2 separate regions of the Homo sapiens genome follow, and region 2 is linked to region 1. Evidence: chromatin loops called from intact Hi-C (ENCODE). Cell type or tissue: GM12878. All regions are shown on one strand. Links, peaks and the distances in the headings refer to the core of each region. The heading gives the core; the rest is flanking DNA.

The links. Hi-C counts contacts between places; a loop is a spot of excess contacts. Peaks named below come from ENCODE experiments on the same cell type or tissue, not always from the same donor. Only the 100,000 strongest peaks of a DNase experiment are listed, where the experiment ranks them.
Region 2: it touches region 1 in a loop (2.7-fold over the local background); 1 of 110 quality-filtered maps calls a loop at or near these places.

The regions. Positions count from the first base shown.
Region 1 is chr14:106,270,510-106,285,237 of GRCh38, reverse strand. It overlaps IGH and IGHV1-24. Among named protein-coding and RNA genes, the nearest start is that of LINC00226, 9.8 kb to the left of the region's middle. In GM12878, for the core only: CTCF peaks have their summits at 7,541 (motif pointing right) and 8,098; no DNase peak of the experiment used is centred there; H3K4me3 peaks cover 867 bases; H3K27me3 peaks cover 170 bases.
Region 2 is chr14:105,698,396-105,714,097 of GRCh38, reverse strand. It overlaps IGH and IGHA1. Among named protein-coding and RNA genes, the nearest start is that of MIR8071-2, 66 kb to the right of the region's middle. RefSeq lists an enhancer at 12,834-13,155. In GM12878, for the core only: a CTCF peak has its summit at 7,941 (motif pointing right); no DNase peak of the experiment used is centred there; H3K4me3 peaks cover 1,010 bases; H3K27ac peaks cover 4,574 bases.

The sequences.
Region 1 (14,728 bases), core at 4,464-12,463:
TTAATTTGGTAATGGGCTACATTGCTATTTTTTGAGGTTATTTCCTGCTATTTAAGGTATTAAATTAGATCAACATATTATCATTTATTCAAGTAATGGACTGACTCTGATATGAAACCTCAAAGTTTTCACATATATATGGAGAGAGAGAGAGAGAGAGAGAGATGAGGGAGAGAGGTTTTATATCTGAGTCAGTCTGTTAAATAAGTAAATGACAGTATTTTGATTTATTTTCCTGTAAATCGACTTTAAATTTGTTTCCAGTTTATGAATATTATAAACAAAGCTGTTACAAATGTCTTAGTGTAAGTTTTCCTATGTTGTCTTCTTTTTATTGAGAAAATATGAAGTATGTATTTATTATAAGCTTAAATTTTTTCAGTTTTATTGAGGTATAATTGAAATATTTTAATAATGTATAGGTTTAAGGTGCCCCACTTGACGTTTTGATGTTGTATTAGTCCATTCTCACGGTGCTATAAAAAATGCCTGAGACTGAGGGATTTGAGAAAAAAAGTGTGTTTAATTGGCTCACGGTTCTGCAGGCTGTACAGGAAGTGTAGTGGCTTCTCCTTCTGGGGAGAGTCAGGAAAGTTAGGATCATGGCAGAAGACAAAGGGGAGCAGGTGCGTCACATGGCCAGACCAGGAGCCACAGGAAGCAGGGAAGGTCTACACACTGTTAGGCAACTAGATCTTATGAGAACTCACACACTGTCATGAGAACAGCACCAGGAGTTTGTTCTAAACCATTCATGAAAGACCCACCCCATGTCCCAGTCATCTCCCACCAGGTCCCACCTTCACAATTGAGGATTATAATACAACATGAGATTTGGGGCAGGACACAGATCCAAACCACATCAGATACACATTGTGAAATGCTCATCATGGCCAAAGTAATTTGTATATCCATTTTCTCATGGAGCTACCATTTTATTTTTTTAAAATGTACTACATGTGTGTGTATGTGTGTGTGTCTCATGAGAACACCTACGATCTACCCGTTTAGCAAAAATCACATTTACAATACAGCATTAAATACAAGAACATTGCAGTACATTAGATCTGCAGAACTCATTCACCCTGCACAACTGGACCTCTACCCTTCGACCGACATCATCTGATTTCCCTCTCCTCACAGGCCTGGGACCCACTATTCTACTCTCTGCTTTCAAGAGCTTGAATATTTTAGATCCCACATGTAAATGAGATCATTAAGTCTTTCTGCATCTGGCTTATTCCACTAAGCATCATGTCCTCTAGCCCCATCCCTGTTGTTGCAAATGTCAGAATTTCCTTCTTTTCAAAGCCTAATAAAATTCAGTTTTCTGTGTACACATTTTCTTTACACATTCATCAATCTGTGGTCATTAAATTATTTTACAAATCTACACTATTATAAATAATCTTGCAGTGAACATGTGTTTGACATAATAATTTTATTTCTTTTGAATATATGACAAGAAGTGGGATCACCAGAGCATATGATAGCTTTATTTTTCAATATAATGAATAACCAAACCTACCACACCATGCTTTTGAAGTCTTAGTCATATTTTATTTGCCTAGGCCAATGTCCCGAAAAATTTCTCCTACATTTTCTTCAGTTTGTACATTTAAATATTGAATCCATATTCAATTAATTTTTGTCTATGGTGAAAAACTAGAAGTCTAGTTTTATTCTTCTATGTGTGGCTGTCTAAGTTTTTCAGCACCACTTACTGAATAGAGGGTTGTTTCTCCATTGCATATTTTTGTCAGTTTTGTCAAAGAACAGGTGGTTGTAGAAACTTGTCTTTATTTCTTGGCTGTCTATTCTTTTACATTATTATTATTGTTATTGTTTTTAGTAGCAGTACCATGCTGTCTTTCTTACTGTATCTGTGTAGTATAATTTGAAATCAGGGAATGTGGTGCTTTCAGCTTTGGTCTTTTTCCTTGGGATTTCTTTTGCTATTCAGGCTGTTTTTTGATTCCATATATATTTAAGGATTTTTTTTAAAACATGTAATCAATTATATTGGTTACTTGATAAAAATTGCATTGAATATGTATCTTGCTTTGGACAGTGTATTAGTCTACTGTGCATTGCTATAAATTAATGCCTGAGGCCAAGTGATTTACAAAGAAAAGAGGCTTATTTGGCTTACAGTTTTGGAGGCTGTGTGAGAAGCATGGCACCAGCATCTGCTTCTTGTGAGGGCCTCAGGAAGCTTACGGTCATGGTGGAAGGCAAAGGGGAAGCAGGCAGTGTCCTGTGGTGAGAGGGGGCACAGAAGAGGGGAGGAGGGTCGCTAGACTGTTTTTAACAATCAGATTTCAAATTAGCTAATAAAGAAATAATTCACTAATTACCATGGGGTTGATACCAAGCCATACCTGAAGGATCTTTTCCCCACAATCCAAAAACTCCTACTAGGACCCACCTCAAATATTTTGGATCACATTTCACCGTGAGATTTGGAAGGGACAATCACCTAAACTGTAGCATTTCACTCTTGTGTCCCCTGGTCTCAAATCCTTGTAAGATTGCAAAATCATCTTTTTTAAAAATAGTTCCCAAAAGTGTTAACTTGATCAACCTCCAACTGAAAATTACAAAGTCTCGCCAGGGTCTTAAGGCAATTTCCCTCCAGCTGCGTGCTGGCAAAATGTTTTAAAGAGTTATGTACTTCCAAGGTGCAATATTGCCATTGGGTAAATATTGTCAATACAAAAGGAATAAATTGGCCAAAGGCCCCACACACACCTAAAGCCTAGCAGGACAGATATTAAATCTTAAAGCTACAAAATAATCTATCTTGACTTTATGTTCTTAGTCAGGGTACACCAGGACAAAGTGGGTCCCAAAATCCTCAGGCATCTCATCCTTATGGCTGGGCACATTCCATGGGGCTAATAACACAGGCCAGAGTCAAGTGCCAGAAGTAGTTCCAGGTTGGGAGTACAAGCTGCCTTTGGATCTACCATTCTGGGATCTTGAGGGTTGTGGCTGCATTTCTGTAGCTCCACTGTGAAGTGCCCTAGTGGGGACTCTGAATGGGGTTCCAACCCCATCTTTCCCCATCTTTGGTACTGCCTTCGTAGAGGTTGTTTGTGGTGGATCCAGTCCTGTAGCAAGCTTCCTCCTGGGCACATAGGGTTCTCTACACATCTTCTGAAATCTAGGTAGAAACTGCCCAGCCTCCTTCACTCTTGCATTCTGCATATCTGCCAGAATCCAGTTATCCCAGCACCATTTACTGAACACAGAGTATTTTTTCCACATTGTTTGTTTTTGTCAGCCTTATGAAGTATCAGACGGTTTAGGTGTGCAGCTTTATTTCTGTTTCCTATTTTGTTCCGTTTCTTCTGCATATCTGCTCTTGTACCAGTACCAAGCTGTTTTTGTTACCATGTCATTATGGTGTAGCTTAAAGTTGGGTATCATGATGCCTCTGGCGTTCTTCTTTTTGCTTAGCATTGCTTTGGCTATTCAGGGTCTTTTTTGGTTCCATACAAATTTTAGAATAGATTATTTTTTCTAATTCTGTGATCAATGATGTTGATAGTTTTATGTAAATAGTACTGAATCTCTAAATTGCTTTAGACAGTGTGATAATTTTTACAATATTCCTTCTTCTAATCCATAAGCATGAAATGTTTTCCCATTTATTTGTGTCATGTATGATTTATTTATTTATTTATGCTGTGTTTTGTAGTTCTCCTTGTAGAGATCTTTCACCTTGTTTGTTACCTGTATTTCCAGGCATTTCATTTGTGTGTGTGTGAATATTGTAAGTGGGATAGGACTGTGTTCTTGATTTCACTCTCAGCTTGGACATAGTTGGGTATAGAAATGTTAGTGATTCTTGTACATTAAGTTTGTATCCTGAGACTCTACCAAAGTTGTTTATCTATTTTAGAATTATTTTGGCAGAGTCTTTAGAATTTTCTATGTATAGAATTATATCATCAGTTTGGACAGATATATCTACTTCTTTTCCCATTTAGATGTTGTATTAGTCTATTTGCACACTATAAAGAAACACCTGAGACTGCATAATTTATAAAGATTTTTGATTGTCTCATGGTTCTGCAGGCTGTACAGGAAGCATGGCTGGGGAGGCCTCAGGAACCCAACAGTCATGACAGAAAGGGAAGCATCATGTCTTACATGGCTGGAGCAGGAAGAGAGAGGAGGTAGGTGCCAAGTACTTGGAAACCACATCTCCTGAGGGCTCTGTCATGGGAACAGCACAAAAGAGGGTGAAGCATCCCCATGATCTAATCATCTCTCACCAGTCCCCACCTCCAACACTGGGAATAACAATTTGACATGAAATTTGGGTGGGGATGCAAATACAAACCATATCAGCTCCGTTTTATTTTTTCTATTGCCTGGTTGCTCTGACTAGGATTTCCAGTAGTATGCTCAATAGGAGTGGTGAGAGAGGGCATCCTTGTCTTATTTCAGTTCTCAAGGGGTTTGAGCTTTTGCTCACTCAGTATAATGTTGAGTGTGGTTTTGTCATAGATGGCTGTTATTATTTTGAGTTTTTTTTTTTTTTTTTTTGAGACGGAGTCTCGCTCTGTCGCCTAGGCTGGAGTCCAATGGCATGATCTCGGCTCACTGCGACCTCTGCCTTTCGGGGTCAAGCGATTCTCCTGCCTCAGCCTCCCATGTAGCTAGGATTATGGTTACGGGCATGCGCCATCACGCCCAGCTAATTTTTTGTATTTTTAGTAGAGACAGGGTTTCACTGCGTTAGCCAGGATGGTCTCCATCTCCTGACCTCGTGATCCGCCCGCCTCAGCCTCCCAAAGTGCTGGGATTAGAGGCGTGAGCCCCCGCACCAGGCTATTTTGAGGTATTTTTTGATGCCTAGTCTTTTGAGAGTTTTTATGAGTGAATGTTGGATCTCATCAAAAGCTTTCTCAGCATGTATTGAGAAAATCATATGTTTTTTGCTTTTATTTTGCTTACATGGAGAATCACAGTTACTGAATTGTGGATGTTGAATGAAACTTGCCTTCCAGGGGTAAAGCCTACTTGATCATGACGTATCACATTTTAAAGTGCTTCTGGATTCTATTTGTTAGTATTTTGTTGAGAAATTTTAGGTCTATGTTCACCAAGAATATTCATCTGATGTTTTCTTTTTTAATTATGTATCTTCCTGATTTTGTATCCCAAGGACACACAATGAAGGAAGGACAGTCTCCCAACAAATGATGTAAAAACTGGACATCCATATGCAAAATAAATAAAATTAGACCTTCTCTAACACCATATACAAAAATCAACAAAAATAAACATAACATGAAACCATAAACTCATAGACAACATGGAAAAATAATTCATGTCATTGATTCAGAAATGATTTATTTGAAGTTAATCCCAAAAGCAAGCCCAGCAAAAAACTACATGCAATTATATATCTGACAAGAAGTTCTATCAAAATGTATAAATAATCCATACAACTCAATAGCAAATATCAAATGACCTCATAAAAAGAGCAAAAACCTGAATAGATTTTTTTCAGAAGACACATGCATGAAAAACAGAGCATAAAAATGTCCTCAAGATGACTAATTGTCAGAGGAATTCGAATCAAAAGCACAATGACATATCACCTCACACCACTTAAAATGGCTATTATCAGCAAGACAAAAGATAAGAAATGTTGGCAAGAATGATCCACAGCCATAAAGAGAGCTTTGATTGGCCAAGAGACTGATTTCAGTAACTTTCTCCTGTGAAGAGACCACTGACCATGGACTTGTCCTGGCCAATTTCCAGAGGCTGTGCACTGTGTGTCTTTCTGCCCCTGCACAAAGCCCTTTTGATATGCAGGACCCAGCTGTAATTCATTTAGTTCTTAAGTCCTCACCCCAAAGCAAAGCTGAAATGCATGTATCATGTGTGTTTGCTTATTAGACATGAGAGCCTCCACGCCATGTGAATATCCATAGCTCCTTCTATAGCCTGCTGAGTGTGTACACTCGGCCAATCCATTTGCACAAATTTGTTTCTCATCTTTCCCTCTCTTAAAGTGCCTGCTCACAGTCTCTGTGGGAGGCTTTCCTTCCCAGCCTGTTAAGATGGCCGTCCTGCAGCTTCAACCCTTTCTGAGAAATAAAGTCTCCTTTCTAAATTTATAAACTGGGTGATTCTTCCGTTGAAAGCACAAGCTGTTGGGAAGAGTTATATGGCAATTCCATAAATGCCTGGAAGACAAGTGTGGATAGGGTAGGGTAAGAAGTCCTGGGGGCTGCACACCCCACTCTGATGGAATTTCCCTCCAGAAACTTCTGGGTTCTCAAGATGAGAATCCAAACAGATTCCCTCATGGCTCTGTCATCAGGAGAACTATACTCTGATAAGTATGCCCAGAACTTCCTCCAGACAGACCCTATAGGGAAAAAATACTTTTCAAGATCTTTATTCTGTGAGGGGAAGGGATTCTTTTCCATCCCAGACAGCTTCATCTTAGCCTTCCTGAGTCATGAAAAGGAGTATAATTAATAAAACATCTGGGGTCAGATTCAAGAAAATAATCTGTGGATGCTGCAGCCAGGAGGGGGAGTGGAGGACGGAGGAAAATCAGCTGTACCACTGAATACTCCTTGTAAATGGTACAGCCTAGAGAAAGAATAGCAAGAAATCATTGGAATTCAATTTCCAGAACATATACTGCTCCCCTACCCACCACATCACCTCACCACCAATATGATTAATCTGGATTAAAGAGAAAAGTGTGGAAAGGCACAGACTCCATCTAAGGACTAGAATTTAGGGAAACCAAAGGCAGTGGGAGAGAAAAAGTCAAGGACAGTAAAGTGACTTAAAACCTCTTAGACCAACAGCTTCAGGAACAAGGTCACATCCTCTCCCTCACTGAAATTAGATTTACCTCTCATGGGGCATCTGCAGGGTGCGCAGGTGAGAACTGGCAAAGAGAACATGAAGGCACTTTCCAAATCTCCATTAGTACCTAGCTCGCTTTAGCTGTTTGGAAAAAGCAAAACCACAACAAACATAACCAGGACTAGGATCAGTGTTGGAAGCACTTTTCACTGGCAAGACACTAAGAAGGAGGGCAAATTCGAGGCCAGTTACTATGCAAATATGCCACTGTGAGTGTGTGTGGTGGTGAGCTTTGAGACATAGGGTCTGTGGGTAAAGTTATAATCGATAAAATCTTCAACCACAGAATCCTAAAAAAAAGAGCCTTCCCCAAAGTCCCATCAGTTCCTGGACTCGCCATGTGTCTGGACCGTATCAGTGGATCCGGAGCTCCAGGGAAGGGGCTCCCTGATGGCTTTTATGATTCCTTGCTTGCCGTGCTGAGGTCTCCCTGTAGATTATGTTGGGTTTTCTAAGGCCTATTTTCTATTGTAAGAGGTGGTGGGGGAAACAATTTCTGTCACTGAAAGAGCATTCTGAGCCAGGGCACAGCCCCTTCCTACTGAGCTTGAGATTCTGGGAGGAAAAAGTTCTCTGACAGGAGGAAAAAGTTCCCAGACAGGAACTTCCCTGCAGGGCAGGAGCTGAGCGGCAGGGGGCGCTCAGGGAGCACCCAGCACAGGACCCAGCCCTGGGGCAGGTGCACAGGAGGCTGGGGCAGGGTTTTCTCTCAGGAATTGAATGTTCCTTATTTCAAAGCAATAATGACCTAACATTTAAATAAGAATTTAGCAAGTACTGATGTGCCTGTAAGTATTTTATTGTATACGCAGCCTATACCTAACCCAATAATTTAATGCAAACCGGATTTAAAAGGAGAAATGTCTAGGTCTTTCAAATGTATTTCTAGTTAGGAATTGAGGGGTGGTTTTATTAATTCAATGGGTGTTACTGTCCGGAGACACACTCATCCCAGAAGTTAGATGTGCAGAGGGCAAGGCTCAGGAAAAGTTCAGGTAGACAGTGAGCCATATGAACAGGGAATCACATTGAGGACCATGTCCTGTGAGATTCTGGGTTTCTGTGAGAGGAGTTCTGTCTTCATGGACTTCTGGGCATGTCAGAGGACAAATATTAAACAAAGTTCAGGGCAGGGAGCTCAGCATCCCACTGTGGCGTGGTCCACATGTCACCTATCTTCTTCCTCAGGGTGGCGTGGCCTGAGCTATGAAAAACCTGCCTCATGAATATGCAAATGCACTGCTGTCTACCGAGGTAAATACAGATCTTTCCTTGCCCAGAGACCATCACACAACAGCCACATCCCTCCCCTACAGAAGCCCCCAGAGCGCAGCACCTCACCATGGACTGCACCTGGAGGATCCTCTTCTTGGTGGCAGCAGCTACAGGCAAGAGAATCCTTAGTTCCAGGGCTGATGAGGGGACTGGGTCCAGTTAAGTGGTGTCTCATCCACTCCTCTGTCCTCTCCACAGGCACCCACGCCCAGGTCCAGCTGGTACAGTCTGGGGCTGAGGTGAAGAAGCCTGGGGCCTCAGTGAAGGTCTCCTGCAAGGTTTCCGGATACACCCTCACTGAATTATCCATGCACTGGGTGCGACAGGCTCCTGGAAAAGGGCTTGAGTGGATGGGAGGTTTTGATCCTGAAGATGGTGAAACAATCTACGCACAGAAGTTCCAGGGCAGAGTCACCATGACCGAGGACACATCTACAGACACAGCCTACATGGAGCTGAGCAGCCTGAGATCTGAGGACACGGCCGTGTATTACTGTGCAACAGACACAGTGTGAAAACCCACATCCTGAGAGCGTCAGAAACCCTGAGGAATGAGGCAGCTGTGCTGAGGCTGAGGAGATGACAGGATTTATGAAGTTTAAATCTGTTTAGAAAATGGGTTGAGTAATTGAGTAAAACAGCAATGGAAAGATGTGTACACTGTCATTATGTAGGAAATAGTATTTTCAACTGTCACCCTATAAGTAACACTCACAGAGTGGGAAAGGCAGCCATCAATCAAGCTGATGCAAACATTCCCATGGGGGCTTTGTGGGGACATACATTTTATAATTGGATCTATAAATCATTAGAAACAGGATTGCTTGATCTCATGGTAAGACTAAATATAATTTCCAAGAAGTGGCCGAAATTTCTTCCAAAATGTCTTTGCCCTTCCTTTTACACTGAATTTATTTTAAAGGAGTTTTAGGATCACAACAAGTTTGAGTAGAAGAAACAGAGTTCCCATGCACTCCTGCCCCCCGACGCTCAGCCTTCTCTGCTATCAACACCCTGCACCAGTGTCATAAATCGGTTACAGAGGATGAATCTCCACAGACACATTGGTTGTTTCCTTTTCTGGTGGTCCCTGGTATAACAAGCCTCAACTATCTTGAAGCACCCCAGGTTCAAGTGGATTCTTCAAGTGGGTTACTGGGAATGATGCCAGGTAGAAGGAAAGTGGGTGGGACCATTCCTCTTTGCACTCTTTCCTCAAGGATCCATAAAATGTACATTTACATGGAGCTCCTCTTTCTCCTGGTTTTATATGCCTCTTCCCCAATGGTAAGGTTTCCCAGTGTTTACAGCGGGGGTCCCCAGTCCCCGTGCTGTGGATCCGTTAAGGTGTGCAGTGCGTTAGGAACCGGGCCACACAGCTGGAGATGAGTGGGGGCGAGCCAGCATCGCTGCCTGAGCTCTGTCTCCTGTCGGATCAGCTGTGCATTAGATTCTCCTACAAGCCGAATTCACTTTTTTTATATATATACTTTAATTCTAGGGTACATGTGCATAACGTACAGGTTTGTTACATAGGTATACATGTGCTATGTTGGTTTGCTGCATTCATCGAATTCTATTGTGACCTGCACATACAAGGGGCCTAGACTGAGCGCTCCCTATGAGAATCTAATGCCTGACGATTGCAGGGGGAACAAGTTCATCCCAAAACCACCCGCCGCCATCATCCATGGAAAAATTCTCTTCTACCAAACTGTTCCCTGGTGCCAAAATGGTTGGGGACACTGGTGTAGAGGCAGGTCTGTACCTTGGAAAGCCAGCAGCTTCTGGTGAATCCCATAATTAATGTCCTTTAATGAGAAGTGGAGACTTTGGTCATGAGGGCCTTCGTGAATAATGCCCTACAGTTGGATTCAAAACATTGTAAGCTCTTGGGGGGTGTTTCTGGATAAAGCCCTTTGTGCAGAAAATGCAGACACATCCATGGGATCCATGCAGGAAAAAAGCTTCCTTTACAAAGTGGTTTGGCACCTGGAAGGAGCTCTCAGGGTTGGGCACTGTACCCTTTGCTGGCTGCACTTTAGCCAGAGGCTTAAGCCTGATTGGTCTTGCAGTGGGAGAGCCTTCCTGGGGTCAAAGGTTACAAAAATGCCTGTCATCTTCCAGCTGAGCAAGCCCATCTGCGTGCTTGTCAGTGTCAACCCCATGAGGGGTGCACTCTGGAAGATGACAAGATGCACACAAACCTCCTCCCACTGATTATCCACTACCACACACTCAGCTGCAACCCGTGCTCCAGAAACGGACAGGGGCCTGCAAGGATAAACAGAACGGAAGTATTTTATTACCTGGGAAAGCACTGCCAAATGCCACGTTTCAGGAAGGTTAACTCATAAGTGTTCAGGAAGTGACTGAAGGGCAGTGGTGGGTGAGGTGACAGGACTGCCTCAGGGCTTCACATGAGGAGGGCTCCCTCCCACACAGCCTTTTCCTCCAGGAGCTGCACCAGGAACTCACAGAGGATCAGGAAGGATTCTGAGAACATTCTTCTGTGGCGCTGACTAGAGGGGCAAAATAAATTATAAAAAATAAATCAATTCTAAATATAGTATGATGTTTGTTATTAGAAACTATTTCTGGATCCTGTGGGAACCCTGACATAAGCCACCATTCTCTGTGAACAAACATTTAACCTCTCCTTCCATGGGGAGGTCGACGAGCTTGGATTGGTTCTTTCATGGATAGTATCCCCCAAACTCCTCTCCACTCCCTGCGTATCCCCCGGTCTCTCAGTGAGAAGTTCTCCTGAGTGGAATGTGGTTGATGTAGTGAGATCTTCAAATTTCCCGTCTTCTGTGTTCTCATGTTCTCCCCTTATCTGAGATTAAGAAATGCACCTGCATGTAGTAAATTATAGCCTACTGTCTCTCATGGACAAAATAATGGCCACACCAACCAACCCTGTGGCTGACAGCAACCACTGGCGGCCACCATCCCCTCCACAGCCTGTGTTGGAACATCACCTGAGAGATTGTGTTAGCAACTTTCCTTCAGAATCATCTTAAAAACTTTGTGTCCCATTTCACATGGAGACGTCATTTTTCCATTTCATCTTCATAGAGAAATAGAAGGAGAAGAATACCAAATACACTTCCTATCTCCAGATTATTCAAATATAATTGTCCCTTTATCACCTTCTGATTTCTGGTCTTCACAGAATACTCTACAAATTTTTCTCACTGGCGTTATACCAAAAGTTGTGAAGCACCAGATACTGGGATTAATTTAACCAACATTATTATTCTAATAATTCTTAGAATTTAGAATTACAATTATCATCTTTTCGTATACGGATAAACTAACCTATGCCTTTGAAAATAAGCCCTTACATGAGAGTGAAAAGCTATAGATTTGGAGGATTTCCTTGCAAATCCAATATTTGGAAAAGGTTTTTTATCACAAATATACAAATTAACTTACAATTGAACAACAAAACCACAGAATTTAATTTTAAAATGGGCAGAGACCCGAATAGAAACCATATCCAAAAAACAAACATAAAAAGTGATCAACTTGATTTTCATTAGGTGTACTTATGTTTAATATTTAAAAAGTTCTACTAAACTATGAGAATGGGTAAAAATTACAAGGTAGACAATATCAGATGGTGATGAGGAAGTTGAAAAACAGGAACTTTCACCCCTTGCTGGTGGGAATGCCGAAATGGCACATAGAAAACTACAGTTAATAATTTATTGTATATTTCAGAATAGCTACAAGATAAGATTTGGAATGTTCATAACACTAAGAAATAATCAGTGATAGAGATGAAGGATATCCTAGTTATCCAGATTTGATCACTGCACATAAAATGCTTTTATCAAAATATCAGTTGTACCACCTAAATATTTTGAAATATTGTGTATCTATATAAATCAAACATTAAAAAACACCAATGCAGTGGAATCCAGCTAATTGCAGATTCCCATTAGATGGGATGTGCTGCATGATCTGTAAACTAATCAGAATCTGTGGGTTTGTAAAGGACTTTAGAAATCAACTAGGCTGCTTGTTTCTAAAGATAAGTCTCCCTAGTTTAAATATTTTCTTAATGGGTGACGATTTTGAACATAGAAGAAATAGTAATATTTGTGTCTTGTAAGTTTTCTTCTTCTCATGTCACGAGAAAAGGTTTGCAGGGAGGAATCTGGGACCATCTTTCAAGTCTCAACTTCACTGTGATTACCTCAGTAAGTATTTTCTGATACCCCTGACTAAGATAAGTCTCGTATCTGTCCTAGAAACTAAAAGTAGAATTCTAAGCATCTACCTGACCAGATGGACCCTTCCTCTTGACCAAGGAGTTCCAGAGACACTTTTAAACCTAGCTCCGGCCGTGTTAGAAATAGAGGATCAGAAATGCCTCATTATACCCTCCTCCCTTTGGAATTCAAGCACAACTAACCAGCATTTTTATGAAAACAGAGCTTAAGGCTCAGAAAACAGATTATTTGTAGCAGTAAGATACCAAATTCTAACCTTACTCGAGAATATCATCACAGGACAGAGAGCAGGCATTGAAAGGAATCAAAGGCTTTTACCCTAAAATATATTCCTTTGACATATTTTAAAATAGCCAGGCACAGTTATCTTTTGTGAGAGAGATTTACATTCTGTAGAGAATCTCCTTCCCTTTCCAGGTCTTTTTCTTATACCGAGGAGATTAGCTGAGGGTCTAGCTTCTTTTAAAGGTCTTAGGAGAAAACATTTCCCAGCTATTGCCTCTAAAGGTGGTCACATAAGAGACTTCATCTACATAGTAAGAATCTTGTTCTCCAAAACCTGTTATCTTAACCTAGAAACATTTTTCTACCGGTTTCAGGTCTTTAGAAAAAAGCTTAAATCTTTCAATCAATTGTCAATCAGAAAATATTCGAACTCACTGTAAGTTGTAATCCCCGCCCCACACTGCCTCACTTCTAGCTGTTTTGTCTTTATGGACCAAATCAACATATATCTCACATGTATTGTTTGGTGACTGTCTCTCTAGTACACTAAATTTAAGCTACCATCAAGCCACTTTGGGCACATGTTCTCAAGATCTTCTGGGGCTGTTCACAGTTCATGGTCCTCACATTCGCCTCAGAATAAATCTCTCTAAATATTTTGCAAGGTTGCTTTTTCATCAGTAGTTCTAACAGAACCTACTCTGTGGTTTTTGTTAAAAGCATTATATTAATATAGTATTAGTAATATTAGTATTAGTTATAACACATGTTGGAAAATTCTTATGAAGTTATGCATAGACTAACAATGGGATCAAGTGTAAATGTTTCAAAGTATTTAAGCAAGTTATTTCAAAATTTATCTTCTGCAGATACTTCTATCAGATTCATTATATCAGCTAATTACTTGCTTTATGATTTTTGCATTTTATTGTAGATGATCACACCCTATATTTTCTTGGCCTTTATCGTAGAAAATTGTGTGAAACTAGTCAGGGCTACATTTGCAAGTAATTGTCGCAGTGGCTGCCTGAATTGCAGTGGGTTTCCTCTGCAGCCACCAGTCACTCAGATTACTCCAATGACACCTTAATTTTGTTTCCTGCTTGGCTTTGGGCCTTAGTCTTGTGCTCTCCAGACAGACTCTGTCTTTCATCTCCCCTAGGTCAGGCCAGAGCCACATGGACCTGATGATTGTCAATATGGTGGGAAGGGTCGCACTGAACGGGCACTCTCTGTCCTTCTGAGGGAGCCATACTGCAGGCAGACATGGCAGTCCTGGCTCAGGGTGTGTCCTTCCAAGTATCCCTGCCCTTCCTGCAGGTGTGATGCTGATCCATGCATCTTCCTCCCATTCCTGGGTAGAGGGTCTCCTTGTTCTTTCCCCAATCTTCTCCCAGCAGCCACTATGTCTTCCCACTGATGTCTTCAGCTTCCTCTTTTCTGCCCTTCCCAGCAGATGAGTCTGTTATTCCTGAGGGAAGAGAGAGGAGGTGGGAGATGAGGCTGTTATTCCTGAAAGAATGGACAGAGCTTTGGAGCTTTTCTTTCTTCTACCCCAGTTTCTACGAGTTCCTCCAGTGCCTGTAACACAGAGCTGTCAGTGGCTTTGCCCCTGCATGTTAATTCTTTGGTCATGTAGTGGTGGTGAGGGAGCTGGGTCTGGATGCATTTCAGCCACAGCTGCTGTTCCACTTCCCCACACAGAACCGTCTCGGGAGGAAGAGGTTGGAGATTTTTCTGATGTGTCCTCAATCCTGGGAGAAAAGTTTTCAATAGCAATAGGAATCTCTCAGTTGTATGTCCGCTGAGAATTTAAACAATAACTTCTTTATAATACTAAATTTTAAACAATCCAATGAATATATCTAATTTAATTTTGTATTAGCTTATGTGACATTTGCTGGCCTCTCCCCCAGATAAGGTCATATTCTCTTCCTGTTTGTTCCTGCAAGTCACTGAATTTCACAAGATGTAAGGTCTCTTGATTATACTATAACATCAATAATCTGGTGTACTAAAGAAAATGTGCTAATTTGCAGCTTACTAAAATTAGTTGTTTTAGTAAAAATAAT
Region 2 (15,702 bases), core at 3,870-11,869, 570 kb after region 1:
TAGAGACCCTAAAGAAAAGGGACCCCAGAGAGCAGCCCTGCCCTCTTTCCACCACGTGAGGACGCAGTGAAAAGATGGGGGTCTGTGAACCAGGAATCGACCCTTCCTGGAACTTGACCCTGCTGCCATCCTGACCTTGAACTTCCAGCTTCGAGAACCGTGAGAAATGAATGTTGCTGCTGAACCCACCAGTCTATGGTATTTTTGTTATTGCAGCCAGAAATGACTAAGATGCAGCAGCCACGTCCCCCTGGCGAGGGCCGGGGGCATCCCAAGGTTCATAACAAAAGCTCCAGAGCTTCCCTGAACCGCCAGGTGTGTCTTCCCAGGACCCTGGGGCAGCCCCAGGCTACCTCCCTCCTCCTCTGACCCCACCTGCCCTGATCCGGCCTCACTGTCACTCCCTGGATTTCACCCGACAGCCTCCGCCGGGGTGGCCCGGCCCCATGGCCAGGGCATCTTCCATTCACGCCCACGCTTTCCAGGACTCCGCTGCAGCAGCTCCTCTGTGAAGCGCCTCTGGCCTCCCATTGCCGGTGCCACCCGAGCCCCCAGACATAGCTGGCCTCCCCCGACTCCAGGGCCAGCATCGCTGGCGGGATCTCTCCAACGCAACGGCCAGCTCTCTGGTGACCCACAGTAGGAGTGCCACCTGGGCAGCGCTGGACAGGGTAGAGCAGGCACCTTGGCCACCCTGACCCGCAGGGCTGCAGGCTAGGAGACGGGGTGCCCCCATGCCCCCACCCTGGGCTGCAGTCTGGGGCCCCCAGCGGCCCATGGGGCAGACCGAGGGAGGCCAGGCCGGAGTGGCTCCAACCCAGCAGCGCAAGACTCACTCTCCCCAGCCTGATGCCCGCCCTGTGGCCCCAAGGCCCCCTCAACGGGAGTCCACTCACAGGCACCCTTCCCCTGCGGGTGGTCGGGGACCCTCTCTGGCCCTGTGTCTCCCCTTTGCCATCTCTGTCTCGGGGTCTCTGAGCCTCTAACTGTGTCTGTTCCTGTTTCCCTGCATCGTGGCCCCCACCCCGCCCTGTGGAGCCATGTGGAGCCATGAGGCTCCACGGCCGGTGGGGTCACAGAGCCCTGGCCACACACACCTGGCCCCACCACAGCCAGACCACAGGCCAGACATGACGTGGAGCCGCGCGGCCGTGTCTGCTGGGGCAGGAAGTGGGCGAGTGACCCTGTCTGTAGGCCAGACGTACGGGCATGCAGGCCCTCCCCTCCAGCCCCTCAGCATCCAGCCACATCTGTGGACACAGCCAGCGAGGCAGAGCAGGGCTCTGCTAAGGACAGACGGCCATCAAGGCAGGGCCTGGGCCGGGCCAGGGCTCCCTCCCCACAGCAGCCCTCTTGGCAGGCAGCCAGACGCCCGTGAGGGTGGACCTGCCATGAGGGCCTGCACGCCGGAGGCCGCCCACTCAGCACTGCGGGCCCTCCAGCAGCCTGACCAGGTGGGTCTTGGAGGTCTCCAGGCCTCCGTCTCCTCCTCTGCACATTGAGGAGTCCAGCCAGGCTGGTCCTGGCCCCTTCTGGAAGCAAAAGGTGGAGAACAGGCACCAAGACAAGAGGGAAGGACAAAAGAGGTCACCACAGGGACTCCGGAACCACAGGGCAGGGCTTCCTAACCAGGCAGGAAGGATCTGGGCACTGGGGGCTGAGCCAGGCTGGCCAGGCCTAACCAGGGATGACCCGGCCCTTCCTGGGATACAAGGTGAACAGGTTTCATGGCTGAGCTGAGGCCTAGGCTGAGCCGAGCCAGAGGGCAAAGAAGATGACGTGGAGCCAGCTGATACACGTCCATGTGGGCTGCCCTGAGCTGCCCTGGGCTGGGCTGGGCTGAGCAAGGCTAGGCTGAACTGGGCTGAGCTGAACTGGTCTGGGCTGAGCTGGGCTGAGCTAGGCTGGGCTGAGCTGGGCTGGGCTGAGCTAGTCTGGGCTGAGCTGGACTGGGCTGGGCTGAGCTGGACTGGGCTGGGCTGAGCTGGACTGGGCTGGGCTGAGCTGGGCTGAGCTAGGCTGGGCTGAGCTAGTCTGGGCTGAGCTGGACTGGGCTGGGCTGAGCTGGGCTGGGCTGGGCTTGGACGAGCTGGGCTGGGCTGGGTTGAGCTGAGCTGAGCTGAGCTGGGCTGAGCTGGGCTGGGCTGGGCTGGGCTGGGCTGAGCTGGGCTGAGCTGGGCTGGGCTAAGCTGGACTGGGCTGGGCTGAGCTGGACTGGGCTGGGCTGAGCTAGACTTGGCTGAGCTGGGCTGGGCTGGGCTGGGCTGAGCTGGGCTAAGCTGGACTGGGCTGAGCTGTGCTGGGCTGAGCTGGGCTAAGCTGGACTGGGCTGTGCTGTGCTGAGCTGGGCTGGGCTGAGCTGAGCTGGGCTGGGCTGAGCTGAGCTGGGCTGGACTGGGCTGGGATGAGCTGGACTGGGCTGGGATGAGCTGGGCTGGGCTGGGCTGAGCTGGGCTGAGCTGGGCTGGGCTGAGCTGAGCTGAGCTGGGCTGGGCTGGGATGAGCTGGGCTGGGCTGGGCTGGGCTGGGCTGGGCTGGGCTGGGTTGGGCTGAGCTAGACTGGGCTGAGCTGAGCTGGGCTGAGCTGGACTGGGCCGGGCTGAGCTGGGCCGGGCCGGATTGGGCCGGGCCGGGCCGGACTGGGCCGGGCCGAGCCGGGCCGGGCCGGGCTGAGCGGGTCTGAGCTGGGCTGAGCTGAGCTGGGCTGAGCTAGACCAGGCTCGGGTGAGCTAGGCCAGGCTGGGCTGGGCTGGGCTGGGCTGGGCTGAGCTGTGCTGGGCTGGGCTGGGCTGGGCTGAGCTGTGCTGGGCTGGGCTGGGACAAGCTGGGCTGGGCTGGGCTGGGACGAGCTGGGCTGGGCTGGGCTGGGATGAGCTGGGCTGGGCTGAGCTGAGCTAGGGTGGGCTGAGCTGAGCTGGGTTGAGCTAGACCAGGCTGGGGTGAGCTAGGCTGGGCTGGGCTGGGCCGGGTTGGGCTGGGCCGGGCTGGGCCGGGATGGGATGGGCTGGGCTGGGCTGGGCTGGGCTGGGCTGGGACGGGCTGGGCTGGGCTGGGCTGGGACGAGCTGGGCTGGCCTGGGTTGAGCTGAGCTGAGCTGAGCTGAGCTGGGCTGGCCTGAGCTGGGCTGGGCTAGGCTGGGCTGGGCTGGGCTGGGCTTGGACGAGCTGGGCTGCCCTGGGTTGAGCTGAGCTGAGCTGAGCTGGGCTGGGGTGAGCTGGGCTGGGCTGGGTTGGGCTGAGCTAGACTGGGCTGGGCTGGGCTGGGCTGAGCTGGGCTAAGCTGGACTGGGCTGGGCTGGGTTGGGCTGAACTGGGCTGGGCTGAGTTGGGCTGAGCTGGGCTGAGCTGAGTTGGGCTGAGCTGGGCTGAGCTGAGTTGGGCTGGGCTGAGCTGGGCTAAGCTGGACCTGGCTGGGGTGAGCTAGGCTGGGCTGCGCTGAGCTGGGCTGGGCTGGGCTGGGCTGAGCTGGGCTGGGCTGAGCTGAGCTGGGCTGACCTGGGCTGGGCTGACCTGGGCTGGGCTAAGCTGGACTGATCTGGGCTAGGCTGGGCTGGGCTGACCTAAGCTGAGCCAGACTGGGCTGAGCTGGGTGAGCTTAGGTGGATTGAGCTGGACTGGGCTGAGCTGAGCTGGGCTGAGCTGGACTGGGCTAGGCTGAGCTGAGCTTGGTTGGGTTGACCTGGGCTGAGCTGAGCTGAATTGGGTTGACCTGGGCTGAGCTGGGTTCGGCTGGGCTAGGCTGACCTGGGCTGGGCTGAGCTGAGCTAGGCTTGGATGAGCTGAGCTGGGCTGGGTTGGACTGCGCTGGGCTGGGTTGGACTGGTCTGGGCTGACCTGAGCTGTACTGAGCTGGTCTGACCTGTGCTGAGCTGGGCTGGGCTAGGCTGAGCTGGGCTGACCTGTGTTGGGCTGGGCTGGGCTAAGCTGGGCTAGGCTGGGCTGAGCTGGACGGAGCTGACCTGGGTGAGCTTAAGTGGACTGAGCTGAGCTGGACTGACCTGGGCTAAGCTAAGCTGGGCTGACCTGTGCTGGGCTGGGCTGGACTAGGCTGGGCTGAGCTGGACTGAGCTGAGCTAGACTGAGCTGAGCTGGGTGAGCTTAGGTGGACTGAGCTGGGCTGGGCTGAGCTGAGCTGGACTGGGCTGGGCCGAACTGAGCTAGACTGGGCTGAGCTGGGCTGAGCTGGGGTGGGCTGAGCTAGGCTGAGCTGGGGTGGGCTGAGCTGGGCTGAGCTAGGCTGAGCTGAGCTGGGTTTGGTTGACATGGACTGAGCTGTGTTGAGCTGGGCTAGGCTAAGCTAGGCTGGGCGGAGCTGAGCTGGGTTGGGCTGAGCTGAACTGGGCTGGACTGGGCTGGACTGGGCTGGGCTGGGCTGGGCTGGGCTGAGCTGAGCTGAGCTGTACTGAGCTGGCCTGGGCCAGGCTGAGCTGGGCTGGGCTGAGCTGTACTAAGCTGGCCTGGGCTGGGCTGAGCTGTACTGAGCTGGCCTGGGCTGGGTTGACCTGGGCTGAGCTGGACTAAGCTGGGCTGACCTGGGCTGGGATGGGATGGGCTAGGATGACTTGGGCTGGACTGGGCGGGACTGAGCTGGACTGGCCTGGGCTGAGCTGGGCTGGGCTGGACTGAGCTGGACTGGCCTGGGCTGGGCTGGGCGGGATGGGCTGAGGTGGCTGCTAATGTGGGAAAGAGGCCGTGGGTTGAGTGTGATTCCACCTGCAGAGCCCTGAGCCCAGCTGTGTTCTTAGGGGTTCTGAGGGCCACGCAGCTCTGTTGCACCATGATTCTGTCTTCTCTCTTGCCCACTGCCTGAAGGAAATTTGGAGTGGGCTGGGCCCAGAGCTCCCCTGTATAGCAGGCCCTGTCCTGGAGGGCCTGGCAGGGACATGGCTTAGCCTGTTGGCCTCTAGTCCCGAGACCTCATAGGCCACAGGGGTCCACTGTGGCTTGTTTGGGCCTGGGGTGGGGCTCATGGAGTGGTGGGTGTTGGACTGAGACTCTGACCAGGGACAGGGGGATGGGGTCACAGCCAAGCCACTCCACCCCTACCCCATGCACACAGCACTCAGAGCCCAGACCCTCTCCTAAGAGCCCCCACCAAAATCCTCTCTAGGGGCAGGGGATAGAGCAAGACATGTCCCCCACCCAGAGCAGGGGCTGCGGTCAGGGAGCTCAGGGGACTCAGCCACTCCATGGCAGAGCCCTGTTTAATACAACTTGTGTCTGGGATGGCCTGAATCAGAGACCCTATCTAAGGAGCATGTTCAGAAACCATGTTGCTGGGATCAGACAGCAGGGTCCAACTGCAGGCCTGTGGTGCAGGAGCTGTGTGACCATGGGGCTGTCACCAGGCCTCTCTGTGCTGGGTTCCTCCAGTATAGAGGAGAGGCAGTATAGAGGAGAGGGCCGCGTCCTCACAGTGCATTCTGTGTTCCAGCATCCCCGACCAGCCCCAAGGTCTTCCCGCTGAGCCTCTGCAGCACCCAGCCAGATGGGAACGTGGTCATCGCCTGCCTGGTCCAGGGCTTCTTCCCCCAGGAGCCACTCAGTGTGACCTGGAGCGAAAGCGGACAGGGCGTGACCGCCAGAAACTTCCCACCCAGCCAGGATGCCTCCGGGGACCTGTACACCACGAGCAGCCAGCTGACCCTGCCGGCCACACAGTGCCTAGCCGGCAAGTCCGTGACATGCCACGTGAAGCACTACACGAATCCCAGCCAGGATGTGACTGTGCCCTGCCCAGGTCAGAGGGCAGGCTGGGGAGTGGGGCGGGGCCACCCCGTCGTGCCCTGACACTGCGCCTGCACCCGTGTTCCCCACAGGGAGCCGCCCCTTCACTCACACCAGAGTGGACCGCGGGCCGAGCCCCAGGAGGTGGTGGTGGACAGGCCAGGAGGGGCGAGGCGGGGGCATGGGGAAGTATGTGCTGACCAGCTCAGGCCATCTCTCCACTCCAGTTCCCTCAACTCCACCTACCCCATCTCCCTCAACTCCACCTACCCCATCTCCCTCATGCTGCCACCCCCGACTGTCACTGCACCGACCGGCCCTCGAGGACCTGCTCTTAGGTTCAGAAGCGAACCTCACGTGCACACTGACCGGCCTGAGAGATGCCTCAGGTGTCACCTTCACCTGGACGCCCTCAAGTGGGAAGAGCGCTGTTCAAGGACCACCTGAGCGTGACCTCTGTGGCTGCTACAGCGTGTCCAGTGTCCTGCCGGGCTGTGCCGAGCCATGGAACCATGGGAAGACCTTCACTTGCACTGCTGCCTACCCCGAGTCCAAGACCCCGCTAACCGCCACCCTCTCAAAATCCGGTGGGTCCAGACCCTGCTCGGGGCCCTGCTCAGTGCTCTGGTTTGCAAAGCATATTCCTGGCCTGCCTCCTCCCTCCCAATCCTGGGCTCCAGTGCTCATGCCAAGTACAGAGGGAAACTGAGGCAGGCTGAGGGGCCAGGACACAGCCCAGGGTGCCCACCAGAGCAGAGGGGCTCTCTCATCCCCTGCCCAGCCCCCTGACCTGGCTCTCTACCCTCCAGGAAACACATTCCGGCCCGAGGTCCACCTGCTGCCGCCGCCGTCGGAGGAGCTGGCCCTGAACGAGCTGGTGACGCTGACGTGCCTGGCACGCGGCTTCAGCCCCAAGGATGTGCTGGTTCGCTGGCTGCAGGGGTCACAGGAGCTGCCCCGCGAGAAGTACCTGACTTGGGCATCCCGGCAGGAGCCCAGCCAGGGCACCACCACCTTCGCTGTGACCAGCATACTGCGCGTGGCAGCCGAGGACTGGAAGAAGGGGGACACCTTCTCCTGCATGGTGGGCCACGAGGCCCTGCCGCTGGCCTTCACACAGAAGACCATCGACCGCTTGGCGGGTAAACCCACCCATGTCAATGTGTCTGTTGTCATGGCGGAGGTGGACGGCACCTGCTACTGAGCCGCCCGCCTGTCCCCACCCCTGAATAAACTCCATGCTCCCCCAAGCAGCCCCACGCTTCCATCCGGCGCCTGTCTGTCCATCCTCAGGGTCTCAGCACTTGGGAAAGGGCCAGGGCATGGACAGGGAAGAATACCCCCTGCCCTCAGCCTCGGGGGGCCCCTGGCACCCCCCTGAGCCTTTCCACCCTGGTGTGAGTGTGAGTTGTGAGTGTGAGAGTGTGTGGTGCAGGAGGCCTCGCTGGTGTGAGATCTTAGGTCTGCCAAGGCAGGCACAGCCCAGGATGGGTTCTGAGAGATGCACATGCCCCGGACAGTTCTGAGTGAGCAGTGGCATGGCCGTTTGTCCCTGAGAGAGCCGCCTCTGGCTGTAGCTGGGAGGGAATAGGGAGGGTAAAAGGAGCAGGCTAGCCAAGAAAGGCGCAGGTAGTGGCAGGAGCGGCGAGGGAGTGAGGGGCTGGACTCCAGGGCCCCACTGGGAGGACAAGCTCCAGGAGGGCCCCACCACCCTAGTGGGTGGGCCTCAGGACGTCCCACTGACGCATGCAGGAAGGGGCACCTCCCCTTAACCACACTGCTCTGTACGGGGCACGTGGGCACAGGTGCACACTCACACTCACATATACGCCTGAGCCCTGCAGGAGCGGAACGTTCACAGCCCAGACCCAGTTCCAGAAAAGCCAGGGGAGTCCCCTCCCAAGCCCCCAAGCTCAGCCTGCTCCCCTAGGCCCCTCTGGCTTCCCTGTGTTTCCACTGTGCACAGATCAGGCACCAACTCCACAGACCCCTCCCAGGCAGCCCCTGCTCCCTGCCTGGCCAAGTCTCCCATCCCTTCCTAAGCCCAACTAGGACCCAAAGCATAGACAGGGAGGGGCCACGTGGGGTGGCATCAGAAGCAGGCCAGTGAGACAGGGCCTGCCCAGGGCCCTCTGCATGCCTCTGGCTTCTGCCTGGGGCTCCCAGGAGTGTAAGAACAGTCCCACAACCACTGTGGGGACACCTGGCACCCAGACTCCCACAAGGGGGCAGTGGGGCCCCTGCTCGTGCCTTAGACATCTTCCGGGCCTCCCCAGGGCCCCCCGCCTTCTGGCTGCCTCCCTCTGCTCTCAGGGCCAAGGTGAGGTGGAGGCCACTGTCACCCCTGAGGGTCCAGTCACCAGAGGGTAATTGAGAGCAACAGGTCACTCGGGGAAGCCCTGCCACAGAGAAGCCCTCCAGCCCATGGGACCCAGGACCTGGCCCAGGGGAGGGGCTTTTAAAGAGAGGGGGAAAGAGGGAGAATCAACAGATGAGGGGCTGAACCAGCAGACAGAGATCAGGCAGACACATGGGTAGATCCTAGGACATATAATGAATGGATGGGTGGATGGAGGATTGGTAGACGGAGGATGGATGGGTGGGTAAATGGCTGGATGGAGGATGGACAGATGGATATATGATGGATGGATGAAGGACGGGTGGATGGAGGATGGATGAGTGGATGAATGAAGGATGGAAGATGGATGGATGGATGGGTGGATGGACTGATGGATGATGGATGGATGGATGGATGGATGATGGATGGATGGGTAGGCGGATGGAGGATGGAAGGGTGGATGGAGGATGGAAGATAGATGGAGGGGTGAATGGAGGATGGGTGGACTGACGGAGGATTGAGGATACTGGGGTGGGTGGGTGGGTAGATCTATGGAGGATAGGTGTATGGAAGATAATTGGATGGAGAATTGCTTTATGAATGGATGAATGAAGAGATGGAAAATAGCTTTATAGATGGATGGGTGAATGGATGGATGGATAGATGGAAGAAGGATGAATGGATGGAAAATAGCTTTATAGATATATGGGTGGATATTTAAGTGATAGCCTTACATTAATAGATGAATGGAGGATGAATGGTTGGGTGAGTGGGTAGGAGTGTTACTGATGGAGGGGTGGATATACGGATAATAGCTTTATAGATGGATGGATGGATAGATGGATGGAAGGATAGAAAGACAGGTGAATGACTGGATGTATCAGCATATGACAAGCAGGTACAGCTGTACATGGGAGGTCTATGCCCTGAGACCCTGAGGAAAATGAGGATGCCCGTGCTGGTGGCCCTCACCTGGCCCTCGCTTGTAACCCCTCAGCCACATTCCCTGGGAAGGCAACAGAGGCCTCTGGTCTTGCCCATTCAACCTTTGGCACACTGAGTGTCAGACCCAGGTCTCTGTCTTGGACCCAGATCTCCTTGAGGGTGGGTGTGTCTGGTCCTCTCTGGCCCCGGGACCCAGTCACTGAATACGTGGCTGGGACTGAGACGGGGTGGGGTGGGAGGGGCGGGAGGGTACCTCGGGCTCAAGCTTCCCTTGGAGAAGCAGATGGTGTCCACTTTCTGCCCTGCCAAGTCTCTCCCTGAAGTGCCCTAAGAATGTCAAAGACAGAAGGTCCCAGCCCCTCACCTGGGACTCTGCCTCCTCATCCTCCCTGGGGGAGTCTCAGGCCTTAGATGGGGACCCAGACCCCACTGTCCCCAGACCCCAAGGAAGCATAGCCGCTGTTCACACGAGTCTGGGCCTGGCAGGCTCTTGCTGTGTTGCAGATTGGCAGATGCCGCCTCCCTATGTGGTGCTGGACTTGCCGCAGGAGACCCTGGAGGAGGAGACCCCCGGCGCCAACCTGTGGCCCACCACCATCACCTTCCTCACCCTCTTCCTGCTGAGCCTGTTCTATAGCACAGCACTGACCGTGACCAGCGTCCGGGGCCCATCTGGCAACAGGGAGGGCCCCCAGTACTGAGCAGGAGCCGGCAAGGCACAGGTGGGAGCCCAGGAGGGGGATGAGCCCACAGTAGATGAGGTGGGCTGCAGTGCTTGGCTAAGAGGAGAGCACCACCTGCTCCCACTGTGGGGGGACGTGCTCTCCTGGGGGGCCCTTCACAGACACTGAGGACACGCGCAGGCCCAGGGTCAGGGCTGAGCTTCCCTCCAGTGCAGTAACGAGGATTCCGTCCAGGCTCCCATGAGCCAGGCCAGGGCTGAGACAGAGGGCGTTGGCAAGGATGCTGCTCCTTCAGGCTGTGACCCCTCTGTCTTTGCAGGGAGGAAGTGTGGAGGAACCTCTTGGAGAAGCCAGCTATGCTTGCCAGAACTCAGCCCTTTCAGACATCACCGACCCGCCCTTACTCACATGCCTTCCAGGTGCAATAAAGTGGCCCCAAGGAAAATGTTCACAGACTCTGAATGAGGAGACGGGGGTCAGGGAAAGGGTGGTGGCTTTAGACTGGAGAACGCCTGCTTCAAAGTCCCCCTGGGTGTCATGGTGGTCATGGTGGGCATGGACAGAGGGTACCCCTGGTCCCAAAATCAAGAAATGACCTGATCTTGAATGAGGCTGAGGCCCAAGGATGAATGCTGGATTCACCAGAGACCATGGCAAAGAAGCCTGCTCCTAAGAACTACATGGGATCCCTGTTCCTCATAACCTAGACAGCCCTGGTCCTCCTCACTGGGTCCTCATCCTGATCACAGGGCCCTGGTCCTGACCAGTGGGCCCGTTTACCGATCACTGAGCTCTGGTCCTACTACTTGGTCCCTGTTCCTGATCACTTAATTCTAGCCTTGATCACTGAGCCTTAGTCCTGATCACTGAGTCCTACTCCTGTTTTTGGCCCTGGACCTCATCACTCAGCCCTGGTCCTCATCACTCAGCCCCGGTCCTGGTCACTCAGCCCTGGTCCTCGTCACTGAGCCCTGGACCTCCTCACTCAGCCCTGGACCTCCTCACTCAGCCCTGGACCTCCTCACTCAGCCCTGGTCCTCATCACTCAGCCCTGGACCTCATCACTCAGCCCTGGTCCTCATCACTCAGCCCTGGACCTCCTCACTCAGCCCTGGACCTCATCACTCAGCCCTGGTCCTGGTCACTCAGCCCTGGACCTCGTCACTCAGCCCTGGACCTCGTCACTCAGCCCTGGACCTCGTCACTCAGCCCTGGTCCTCATCACTCAGCCCTGGACCTCATCACTCAGCCCTGGACCTCCTCACTCAGCCCTGGACCTCATCACTCAGCCCTGGACCTCCTCACTTAGCCCTGGACCTCGTCACTCAGCCCTGGTCCTGGTCACTCAGCCCTGGTCCTCATCACTCAGCCCTGGACCTCATCACTCAGCCCTGGTCCTCATCACTCAGCCCTGGTCCTGATCACCCAGCCCTGGTCCTGATCACTCAGTCCTGGTCCAGATCACACAGCCCTGGTCCTGATCACTCCATCCTAGTCCTCATCACTCAGCCCTGGTCCTGATCACCCAGCCCTGGTCCTGATCACTCAGTCCTGGTCCAGATCACTCAGCCCTGGTCCTGATCACTCAGCTCTGGTCCTGATTATTAGATCCTGATGCTAGTCACTGGGCACTGGGCACTGGGCCCTGATCCTAATCACTGAACCCTGCTCCTGATCAATGAACCCTGGCCCTGATCAAAGGGCTTTGCTCCTGATCACTGGGCCCTGGTCATGCTGTGTTCTGGTCCTTACCCCTGAACTCTGGTCCTGATTACTGAGTCTTGGTCCTGATCCCTGAGTCCTAGACTTGATCACTCAATTCCAGTCCTCATCAGTGGGCCCTGGTCGTGATCACTGAGCCCTGATCTGGATCACTAGGCTCTGGTCCTAACTCAGTCCTGGTCTGGATCGCTGAGTCTTGATCCTGATCACTGGGCCATGTTCTGGATCAATGAGCCCTGGCCCTGATCACTGGGCCCTGGTCCTGCTAACTATGCTCTGGTCCTGACCACTGAGCCCTTGTCCCAGTCAACAGTCAATAACTGAGCTCTGGTCCTAGTCAATAGTCAATCACTGAGCCCTGGTCCTGATCACTGGGTCCTGGTCCTGATCACTGGGTCCTGTTCTTATCCCTGAATCTTGGTCCTGATCACTGAGCCCTGGCCCTCATCACTGGGTCTTGTTCCTAATCACTGGGCTCTGGTTCTGACCAATGGCCCCTGGTTCTGGTCCCTGACTCCTGGTCCTGATCAATGGGCTCTGCTCTTGACTTCTGAGTCCTGGTGCTGATCATCCAGTCCTGGTCCTGATCACTGGGCCCTGATTCTAATCACTCAGACCTCCTTTTGATCACTGAACCCTAGTATTTATCACTGAGCCCTGATCCTGATCGTTGGGCCCTATTTCTGGTAACTGAGCTCTGATCCTGACCACTGACCTCTGTTCCTAATCACTGAGCCCTGGACCAGATCACTGGCCCCTGGTCCTGATCACTGGCCCCTGGACCTGATCACTGACCCTTGTTCCCGATTGCTGAGCCCTGGACCTGATCACTGAGCCCTGTTCCTGATCACTAACCCCTATTCCTGATCACTGAGCCCTGGTCCTGATTACTGAGCCCTGGACCCAGTCAATGACCCCTGTTCCTGATCACTGAGCCCTGGACCAAATCACTGAGCCCTGGACCAGATCACTGGGCCCTGGTCTTGATCACTGGGCCCTGGTCCTGATTACTGAGCCCTGATCCTGATCACTGGGCCCTGTTCCTGACCACTGAGCCCTGGACCAGACCGCGGATCCCTGTTCCTGATCACTGATCTCTGGTTCTTTAATTATGCATATTCATTTTGAAATCTGATTCCTTTTCTGAGCATGTATCAGTCTGACTAGACACTGAGTCCTGTCTGATTTCTGAGCCTTGGCCCTCATGAGTAAGTGACCTGCAGTGGTGGAGGGAGGCCTCCAGGGGAGCCGAGACCCTCTCAGTGCATGTACTCACTGGTAGATGAAGAAATGACCCCAATGACTTGCTCCATTTTTCCAGGCTCAGAGGGGTGTGTAGGCCCCAGGAGGACTTGGTGGCGAGAAGACCAGCCCAGGCCCTGTGAGCTACACCCAGCCCCAGCCCCTAAGGGGTCGCCAGGTCTCGACTTAGCACTGGGGAGGGGGTACAGTACAGGAGTGGGGACAGGAAGGTGAGGGGAGGCCATGCCGTTTGTATTCTCTTGCTTTTCTCTCTCTCCTGAAGCCTCTTGAATAGACCTGCAGAAATACCCAAAATAGCCCTGTGGGGTGGCTGAGTCATTGTGAACACAGCCCAGGTCAGGTGTTCCAGCCAGAGAACTGCTGTTCTGAGAAACATGCCCCAAAACCGAGACCTGGCCAGGTGTGCCTGGGGCCTGAGCGAGGGGCTGCAGCCACAGGTAGGCCCAGCCCCAACCAGCCCAGGGTCAGCTAGGGCTTTCCAGGTCCAGGGTTAGGCAGAGGTCAGCCAGGGTCAACCATGGTCTATCTGAGGGGAGAGACAAGAGACACAGAGACATAGAGAGAGAGAGAGACAGGGATGGGGAGAGACAAGAGAGACAGGAAAGGAGAGACAAAGACAGACACAGAGAGAGAGATGGGGATGGAGAGAGATAAGAGACAGGGACAGGGAGGGACAGAGGCGAGGCCAGTGACAGAGACAGAGTTACAAGAGACAGAAAGAGAGAGAGATGAGATGAGAGAGATAAGAAGAAACGGAGACAGAGATGGGAGAAAAAGAGAGGAGATGGGAACAGGGAAAAAGAGACATGGAGACAGACATGCAGAGAGAACACAACAGAGGCAGAGAACACACAGGGAGAGAAAGAGGCAGCAAGATGGGCCCAGGAACTCAGCTGCAAGCCCCTCTCACACAGTCACTCTCACAAACACACACCACGACTATTATACAACATTCACACACAAACACACAGAAACATACCCACGCTCACAGCCACACACTAAGTCACTGTCACATCCATACCCACACTCACACCCAAACACACATGGCCCAGGAGCAAATGGGGAGACCTCAGCCTGCAGCTGGGAGCGGCCGAGCGGGCGCTGGGCCAGAGTCGGGGCCTGTCTGTGGGTGGGGGGCACGGCAGCACGGGCCCACCTGCACCTACAAGGCCTGGCCCCCGAGGTCACTGGGCCACCACCCAGCCCTCGCCCTGTTCCCCGTCTGTGCTGGCCGGGGCAGGACTCTGAGCCTCCAGGAAACCTGCAGATCCACACAGGACCCGGAACATCGGGCTGGGGTGGGTAACAACATGGGAGAGGCGGGAGCAGGAGGTCCCAGGACCCTGCGCACTGCGACCCCAGCCCTGGGGGCTGAAGCCCAGGACAGCCTCAGGTCTCCCAGGAGGGACTGGACAGTGGGGGATGGTCAGAGAACAGGAGAGCCAGCAGGGTGCAGCCCGAGGACAGGGATGGACGCTGGGAGGTCAACAGGACAGGGGCAGGGGCCGTGGAGTGGGCGAAGGTCCTGGAGGGCCTAGAGAACCTGTGGGTCCGTGTTTGTGGGAAGGAGGCCAGGAGCAGCCCAGAGTGGCCAGGCTGGCAGGGGTGAGGAGGTGGGGGCAGTGAGGTGAGGGTGACCGAGCCAGTGAGGCCTCTGGCCAGGGAGGGGACCTTGGCTGGGCTCTGACTGAACCCAGGGCTCCTGGAGAAGGGGCCCCAGGCGGGGATGAGGATGTGGGCATCTGACTCCATCAACAATGGGGCTTCCAACACGCACAGCCTGGGCCTCGGAGACCTGGGCCCTGACCCGCCTCCCCCTGGCACTGGGCCGGGTGCCGTGTGTGGTCCCCAGTCCCCGCAGCACCTCCCCCACACTGGTCACGTTCCAGGGCCCCTCTGAAGCACCTGCTGTGAGGGGATGTGGGGAGGGGACAGGGACTTGGGCCTGAGCTGCCGGGTCGGGGGGGAGTCGGGGACCCAGGCTCAGCGTGTGGCTGGGGACCAGACAGATGGGGATGGAGGAGGACACGCCCTGTACCCACTGCCTGCCAAGGGGCTGGACCCACGCCCAGTCTAGGCCATGTCCCCCGAGGCCTGTGAACCTTCACTCTGAGCCACTAAAACATTCAGGAGCTTTGAAAGCAGCCCCCGTCCTTGTCACTATGCGATGACTCTGAGCATCACGCTGTCCCTGCTGGATCCACCCTCCAGCCCCAGCGAGGGAGGCTGGGCCCCGGGCAGCAGGTGGTGAGGGCAGCGGGCACAGCCACCCTACAGCACACACAGGGTCTCAGGGACGCGTCCACCACAGCCCGTGCACAGGCTCCTCACGGCACTGAGTTCACCCGGGGCGCGGGCCGTTTGTCCTCAGGAGTCCCGCTGTACCCTCCGCCCCCAGCCCTGTCCTGCTGAGGCTGCAGCTGGGTCCCGGGGCACAGGGCGGCCCTGAGCACTTTGTCATCTTGGTCCCTGTCGGGTGGGCTGCTGGCTGTCTGTGGAGCTGGCAGAGCCGCGGTTCAGCCTTGGAGGCCGGTCCTGGGGCCCAGCAGCCGTGGGGAGCACTGCCCAGTCCCGTGCCCACAGGGAATCACCTGGGCTGAGGAAGGGCCCACACGCCGACGGGATCGGGGTCAGGCAGCGCACGCCTGGCACCGAGATCCCACGTCCCGAAGTGGGGACACGGCCCAGGGGCACTGTTCCGGGAGGGTCTCAAGATGGGGTCTCCTATTTCAATCTTCACTCCTTCTGCACCTGTTAGCTGGGAACCTTCTAGAAGGAGGGGTGTCCTCAATCATGGGGTGGTTGTGAGCTGAGCACAGATCATGCAGGAAGGTACATGGCTTCTCCTTCACCAGGAAAACAGTGCAGAGAGACAGAGACACAGAGACAGAGACAGAGTAACAGAGAAAGAGAGACAGAGAGAGACACAGAGACAGAGACAGAGTAACAGAGATAGACAGAGAGACACAGAGACAGAGACAGAGTAACAGAGATAGAGAGACAGAGAGAGACACAGAGACAGAGT